2 separate regions of the Homo sapiens genome follow, and region 2 is linked to region 1. A link is an interaction called in ENCODE POLR2A ChIA-PET data of the cell type or tissue named here. Cell type or tissue: Caco-2. All regions are shown on one strand. Each heading gives the region's core, and the rest is flanking DNA. Links, peaks and the distances in the headings are about the cores only. Region 1 overlaps RTEL1 (regulator of telomere elongation helicase 1). Region 2 overlaps GMEB2 (glucocorticoid modulatory element binding protein 2).

What was found. ChIA-PET counts read pairs that join two places held together with the same protein. Peaks named below come from ENCODE experiments on the same cell type or tissue, not always from the same donor. Only the 100,000 strongest peaks of a DNase experiment are listed, where the experiment ranks them.
Region 2: POLR2A ChIA-PET joins it to region 1 with 11 read pairs; 12 of 35 experiments call an interaction of 5 or more read pairs at or near these places.

What each region holds. Positions count from the first base shown.
Region 1 is chr20:63,685,493-63,688,396 of GRCh38, reverse strand. RTEL1 (regulator of telomere elongation helicase 1) reads right to left here. Exons shown (of 35, transcript NM_001283009.2): 15 at 2,800-2,874; 16 at 2,525-2,606; 17 at 627-759; 18 at 347-460; 19 at 218-258; 20 at 11-96. RTEL1-TNFRSF6B (RTEL1-TNFRSF6B readthrough (NMD candidate)) reads right to left here. Exons shown (of 38, transcript NR_037882.1): 15 at 2,800-2,874; 16 at 2,525-2,606; 17 at 627-759; 18 at 347-460; 19 at 218-258; 20 at 11-96. Among named protein-coding and RNA genes, the nearest start is that of TNFRSF6B, 9.7 kb to the left of the region's middle. In Caco-2, for the core only: no CTCF peak of the experiment used is centred there; a DNase peak (open chromatin) is centred at 1,486.
Region 2 is chr20:63,613,825-63,616,728 of GRCh38, reverse strand. The region is part of intron 2 of GMEB2 (glucocorticoid modulatory element binding protein 2); the gene reads left to right. Among named protein-coding and RNA genes, the nearest start is that of GMEB2, 12 kb to the left of the region's middle. RefSeq lists an enhancer at 2,601-2,770. In Caco-2, for the core only: a CTCF peak has its summit at 2,314 (motif pointing left); no DNase peak of the experiment used is centred there.

The DNA.
Region 1 (2,904 bases), core at 1-2,500:
GGAGACGCACCCGCCAGAACTCCAGGCTCTTCTCCATGACAGGATAGGAAGGGAAGAAGATCAGGAGCCCATAGGGCACCACGCGGGCGATGTTGCCTGGAAGTGCAGGGGCCGGGGTCAAGGCAGGGGCAGGATGTCTGCAGGGTTCCCTACCAGCTCTTGGGAGCAGGGGTCCAGGATCCAGGATGGGCACAGCTGGGGCATTCAGGGCACTCACCCAGAGCCTTCCCCAGGGAGGATAAGCACTCCTCGGAAAACCTAGAGCCGGAGAGGCCACTGCTCAGGACCTCAGGCCTCAGTGCTCCCCCACCTCCCACCCCAGCAGGGCCCAGGGACAGGCCCTCACCGTCTGTCAAACGCGGAGCTCAACTGGGCTCCATCGGGGCCTCTGGGGACGACCCCCACCCAGATCTGGTGCTTGTCGATGATGTGTGGGTTCTCCAGGCAGACTGGGAAAGGGCTGAGCGTGGCCAGAGGGAGCAGACAGTGGGGAAGTGCACCAGCACCCCTTTAGCCCTCGAGGCCCGAGACCCCCAGCACCCGGCTCATGGGGACCCCCACCACTTCCACCCCGCTGATGTCAGAGGTGTCACCGGTGCTCAGGCCCTGGCAGGGGTGGCCCGTACATCTGCATCTCCAGAGCAAAGGAGGACACCGGGGCCAGCGTGCCGCTGGTAAGGATGAGGGAGCGGACGCCCTGGCGGACCAGCTCGTGCATGCTGTGGCCGGGACTGAAGCACCAGTAGCTCAGCACCTTCCCTGTGGGGCGGGGGGCGGCAGAGGGCACAGAGTGTGAGGACGGGACTGGGGGCCTGACCACCTGCCTCTCTGCCCATCACCCTCTCCACCCACTGGCATCAAGCAAGCGAGCCGCGGGCAGCCACCCAGGCCCACTGTGCAGAAGTCAGAACAAAGGAGGCTGCCCTGAGTGTGAGCCTGCCAGCTTGGGGCCCCTCTGGGGGACAGGGGGTCCTGGGAGTAGGAGGCAGACCCCAGGCAGAGGCTGGGGACACCTGCAGAGAGGTCAGCCCACTCCAACCCTAAACTTCTGCAGAAACTGTGACATGCGGCTCAGGGCAAGAAGCCCACCCCGCCAAGAGCACACGGGAAGGAAGCGCCGGCATCCCGACATTCCACGGCCGCGTGCAGAAGACGGGGTGCGAGTTCCCAGCTCTGCCTGGAAGCAGGACACGTGCACAAGCCTCTGAGTGGCGTCAGCAGTGAACAAGGGCGCCAGCTCAAAGGAAGTTCCTAGAAGGGCTTGACCGACTGGCCACGGCGGCCGTGGCCTGGGGAGGAGGCTGAGTCTGGATGCCGGATGCCGGGAATTCAACACGGCACAAGCAGAACGACTCTGACTGCGATTCGGAGTCAGCAGGGACGAGGCACGTTTCCTTCCTGGGGCTGAGTGTGCCCTGCAATGGGGGAACTTCCCCACCCCCTCCTCCAGGAGCTCATTTCCTACAAACGCCCAGTGCAGGGAGTGGCTGCTTCTGAGAAGTCAAGTGACATCAGAGGTCAATGGAACAAACAGATTCCAGGCCCTTGGAATCTGTGCACCGGCTGCCTCAGGCACGCACTGCCTCCCGCAACCCCAACTGCGTGAGGGGCGCCGGCCTCCCCCCGGGATGGACGCTTCCTGCTGGGAGAGGCCTTGCTGCAGGACCATCACCGAGCGGGGGTCAAGCCACGCCACCCTGACGCCCTCCCAGCCCTTCCCTTCCGGCTCGGCCAGGCAGACCCAACCACAGCAACCGCACAAGGGCTGCTTCAGCCAGGGCCACGTCATGCCACCATGGGTCGGACAGCAGCTGAGAAAGAATGTTCCAGAGAGGGACGAACCAAGCCCAGAGGCAAGGCCCCACTGGAGCACAAGGCAGGGGCAGCAGCTCCCGCAGCTGCAGCCGTGAAGCCCCACCCTGGACACCACGCAGTGGGGGTGGGGCCAGATACACCCCAAGAACCACAGGGCTCCGGACACGGAGCCGAGGGCACACTCACAGACCCCATCCACACAGCGTCCCCGGCAGCACCGACTCGAAGACGCCACGGAGCACAGGAAGCCAAGAAGGCACGTGGGGCCTCGGGGCTGAGCGCACCAGGGGCTTCGGACAACAGGGCCAGCCGGGCCCCCTTCAGATGTGACCCTGAGGCTTGGCCCGGCCAGGCGCTGCGTGGAGGCAGCAGGCAGAGCCGTGCCTCACTGTGGAGGCTCTGTGCTGACGGCCTCGGCATAAACGAGCGTGTCCCAGCAGGGAGGCCTGGCTGGGCTGTGGCTCTGCCACCACCAACCAGGTGACTCTGGGCAGGTCACGGTGCCATCAGGCCATCTCCTACGTCTCTCAGTAACTCCAATCTTCAGAGGGACAGTGAGGAGAATGCTCTGGATTGGCCTGGATATGGAGAAGGTGGCCAGGCCCATGGGGGCAGGAGATCCACGGCTGGGCATGTGCCTAGCCTGTGGCATGGTGGTGCCGGGCACTGCACCCGGGCGGGCGGGGAGCGTGTGGGCCCAGGTCTGTACCTCGCTTTCTGGCTGCAGTGGTGCTCCAGGCATCAGACCGCTGAGCCGTCCTCCGGTGACCAGCATCAGGATGGATGTGCACCTGGAGGGGACAGGACCAGGAGTGTGGAGGCCCCGCCCATGTCCTGGGGGCAGCCCCTTACCTTTTAGGACCAGAAGACCCCCAGCCCCACCTGCCTCCTGGAGGTGGCCCCCACCTTATAGGACTGTAAGGCCCCCAGCCCTGCCGGGGAACAAGGGCTGCCCTCCACCTGCCTCCTGGAGGTGGCCCCTACCTTATAGGACTGTAAGGCCCCCAGCCCTGCTGGGGAACCAGGGCTGCCCTCGGAGGGGTCCACACTGAACACAATCTGAAAGGCAGAGGAAGTGCAGCCCCGTCA
Region 2 (2,904 bases), core at 280-2,779, 72 kb after region 1:
GGGTGGGACATCTTTTGGTTGCCCTCCTTTCCCTCATTCCTGCTGGCAGAGGTAGTTGATGTGCCACGCCTCTAGATTTACGGATTTGGGGTATAAACTGAGCATCAGTCATCTCCCCACGGCCAGCCTCCGCCTCTCAGTCTGCACCTTGCTGCTCTCTGCGTCTGCGCGCACCCTCCTGCTCCTCGCTTCTGGGTTTACACTTTGGAAGCTCTTCCCTCTGCATTGTTGTGATGACTTCCATGAGGAGCCTATTCACGTGTGTGTTATTTTTATTTTTTTTTGAGTTGGAGTCTCGCTCTTGTTGCCTAGGCTGGAGTGCAGTGGCATGATCTCGGCTCACTACAACCTCTGCCTCCCGGGTTGAAGCAATTTTCCTGCCTCAGCTTCCCAAGTAGCTGGCACTATAGGTGTGTGCCACCACATCCAGCTCATTTTTGTATATTTAGTAGAGACGGGGTTTCACCATGTTGGCCAGGCTGGTCTCAAACTCCTGACCTTAGGTGATCTGCCTGCCTCAGCCTCCCAAAGTGCTGGAATTACAGGCGCGAGCCACTGTACCCGGCCCACATGTGTGTGTCTAATTTGCCATTTTATCAGGAAGTTTGTACAGCCTTTAAAAAATTAAATATAACCATTTTTATTACAAAATATATATGGTAGAAAATTATTTCATAGCTAGAATTATTTAGAAAGAAAAAGAAAATTAGAAAATACTGATAAGCAAAAATTCAAAAAGGCCATATTACTACTACCTAGAGATTCCTACTGTCAACACCTTAGAATAGATCTTTCCAGATGTTCTGTTTATATCGAAACATATGAATTTTTCTTTCCTTAAACCTTTTTATTATTAAACTCACGTACATGTTGAAAAGCACCCCAGGTCCTCATGTTCCGCTGGATGAACCCCCACAAAGGGAGCATGGGGCGTCGCCACACCGTGGAGCCCTGCACGTGCCCCTCGCGTTCCCAGCATGAGACCCCACTGTACACACAGCTTCCATTCTGGTTTGGCTTTAGTTAATGATCTTTGTCTTTCCATGTTGATGAATTTTCATCTCTTCTAATATTCAATTCAAATTTAAATTTCTTCCTATGTTGGCCAGGCCTGGTGGCTCCTGCCTGTAATCTGAGCACTTTGGGAGGCTGAGGTGGGAGGGTTGCTTGAGCCCAGGAGTTGAGACCAGCCCGAGCAACATAGTGAAACCTCGTCTCTACAAAAAATATAAAAATTATTTGGGTGTGGTGGCATGCACCTATGGTCCCAGCTGCATGGGAGGTTGAGGCGGGAGGATTGCTTGAGCCTGAGAGAGGTTGAGGCTGCAGTGAGCCAAGGTCATGCCACTGCACTGCAGCCTGGGTGACAGGGTGAGATCCTGTCTCAAAAAAAAGAAAAAAGGAAAAGTTTCTTTCCCCGCAAAGTGGCTTTTACTGTTGGTTTGTCCAAGTTGGAGACCATCCCATTTAGTCCTCATATTGCCCATTAGCATGTCACTCAGAAAAGTCTCTTTTTCGTGAACTGGCTCAACGAGGAGACTGGGCCAGATGTCCTGCAGGTGCCTTGCTGGGTTTGGAGGATCGCAATTCACTACAGCAGCTGAGTCGTGCCTAGGCTCCAGTCTACAAAGCCAGGGTGTAGGGACCAGCCCCACAGGGTTGGTGGGTTTTCTCCTCGTATGCGGAGATGAGAGAGTGTAGAAATAAAGACACAAGACAAAGATAAAAGAAAAAGACAGCTGGGCCTGGGGGACCACTACCACCAAGACGCGGAGACTGGTAGCGGCCCCGAATGCCAGGTTGCGCTATTTATTGGATACAAGACAAAGCGGCAGGGTAAGGAGTGTGAACCATGTCCAGTGATAGGTAAGGTCATGTGGGTCACGTGCCCACTGGCCAGGGGGCCCTTCCCTTCCTGGCAGCTGAGGCAGAGAGAGAGGAGAGAGAGAGAGAGACCGCTTACGCCATTATTTCTGCTTATCAGAGACTTTCAGTACTTTCACTAATTTGCTGCTGCTATCTAGAAGGCAGAGCCAGGTGCACAGGATGGAACATGAAGGCGGACTAGGAGCGTGACCACTGAAGCACAGCATCACAGGGAGACGGTTAGGCCTCCGGATAACTGCGGGCGGGCCTGACTGATGTCAGGCCCTCCGCAAGAGGTGGAGGAGTAGAGTCTTCTCTAAACTCCCCCGGGGAAAGGGAGACTCTCTTTCCTGGTTTGCTAAGTAGCGGGTGTTTTTCCTTGACACTGAGGCTACCGCTAGACCACGGTCCACTTGGCAACGGGCGTCTTCCCAGATGCTGGCGTTACCGCTAGACCAAGGAGCCCTCTGGTGGCCCTGTCCAGGCATAACAGAAGGCTCGCACTCTTGTCTTCTGGTCAGTTCTCACTATGTCCCCTCAGCTCCTATCTCTGTATGGCCTAGTTTTTCCTAGGTTATGATTTCCTAGTTTTTCCTAGGTTATGCTTAGGCAAGGATTATTATAATATTGGAATAAAGAGTAATTGCTACAAACTAATGATGAATGATATTCATATATAATCATATTTATGATCTATATCTAGTATAACTATTCTTATTTTATGCATTTTATTACACCGGAACAGCTCGTGCCCTCGGTCTCTTGCCTCGGCACCTAGGTGGCTTGCCGCCCATACCAGGGTCCATCTGATGGAGTGGGTGTTGCCCAGTCTGACAAATGCAGGGCGGCCTTCACATCCTAGGGGGTCTCTTTACCCTGCCCTGCTCTGCACTCTTCCCTCCCCCTCCTGTCCAGACCACCCACATGCTAGACTCTCACACCCAAGAGAAGTCTCACGAACATGTCGCAGGAGCATCAAGGACACTGGAGTTACCCATTTGAAATGTGGAGAGTTCAACATTAAGTACATTTTTATTG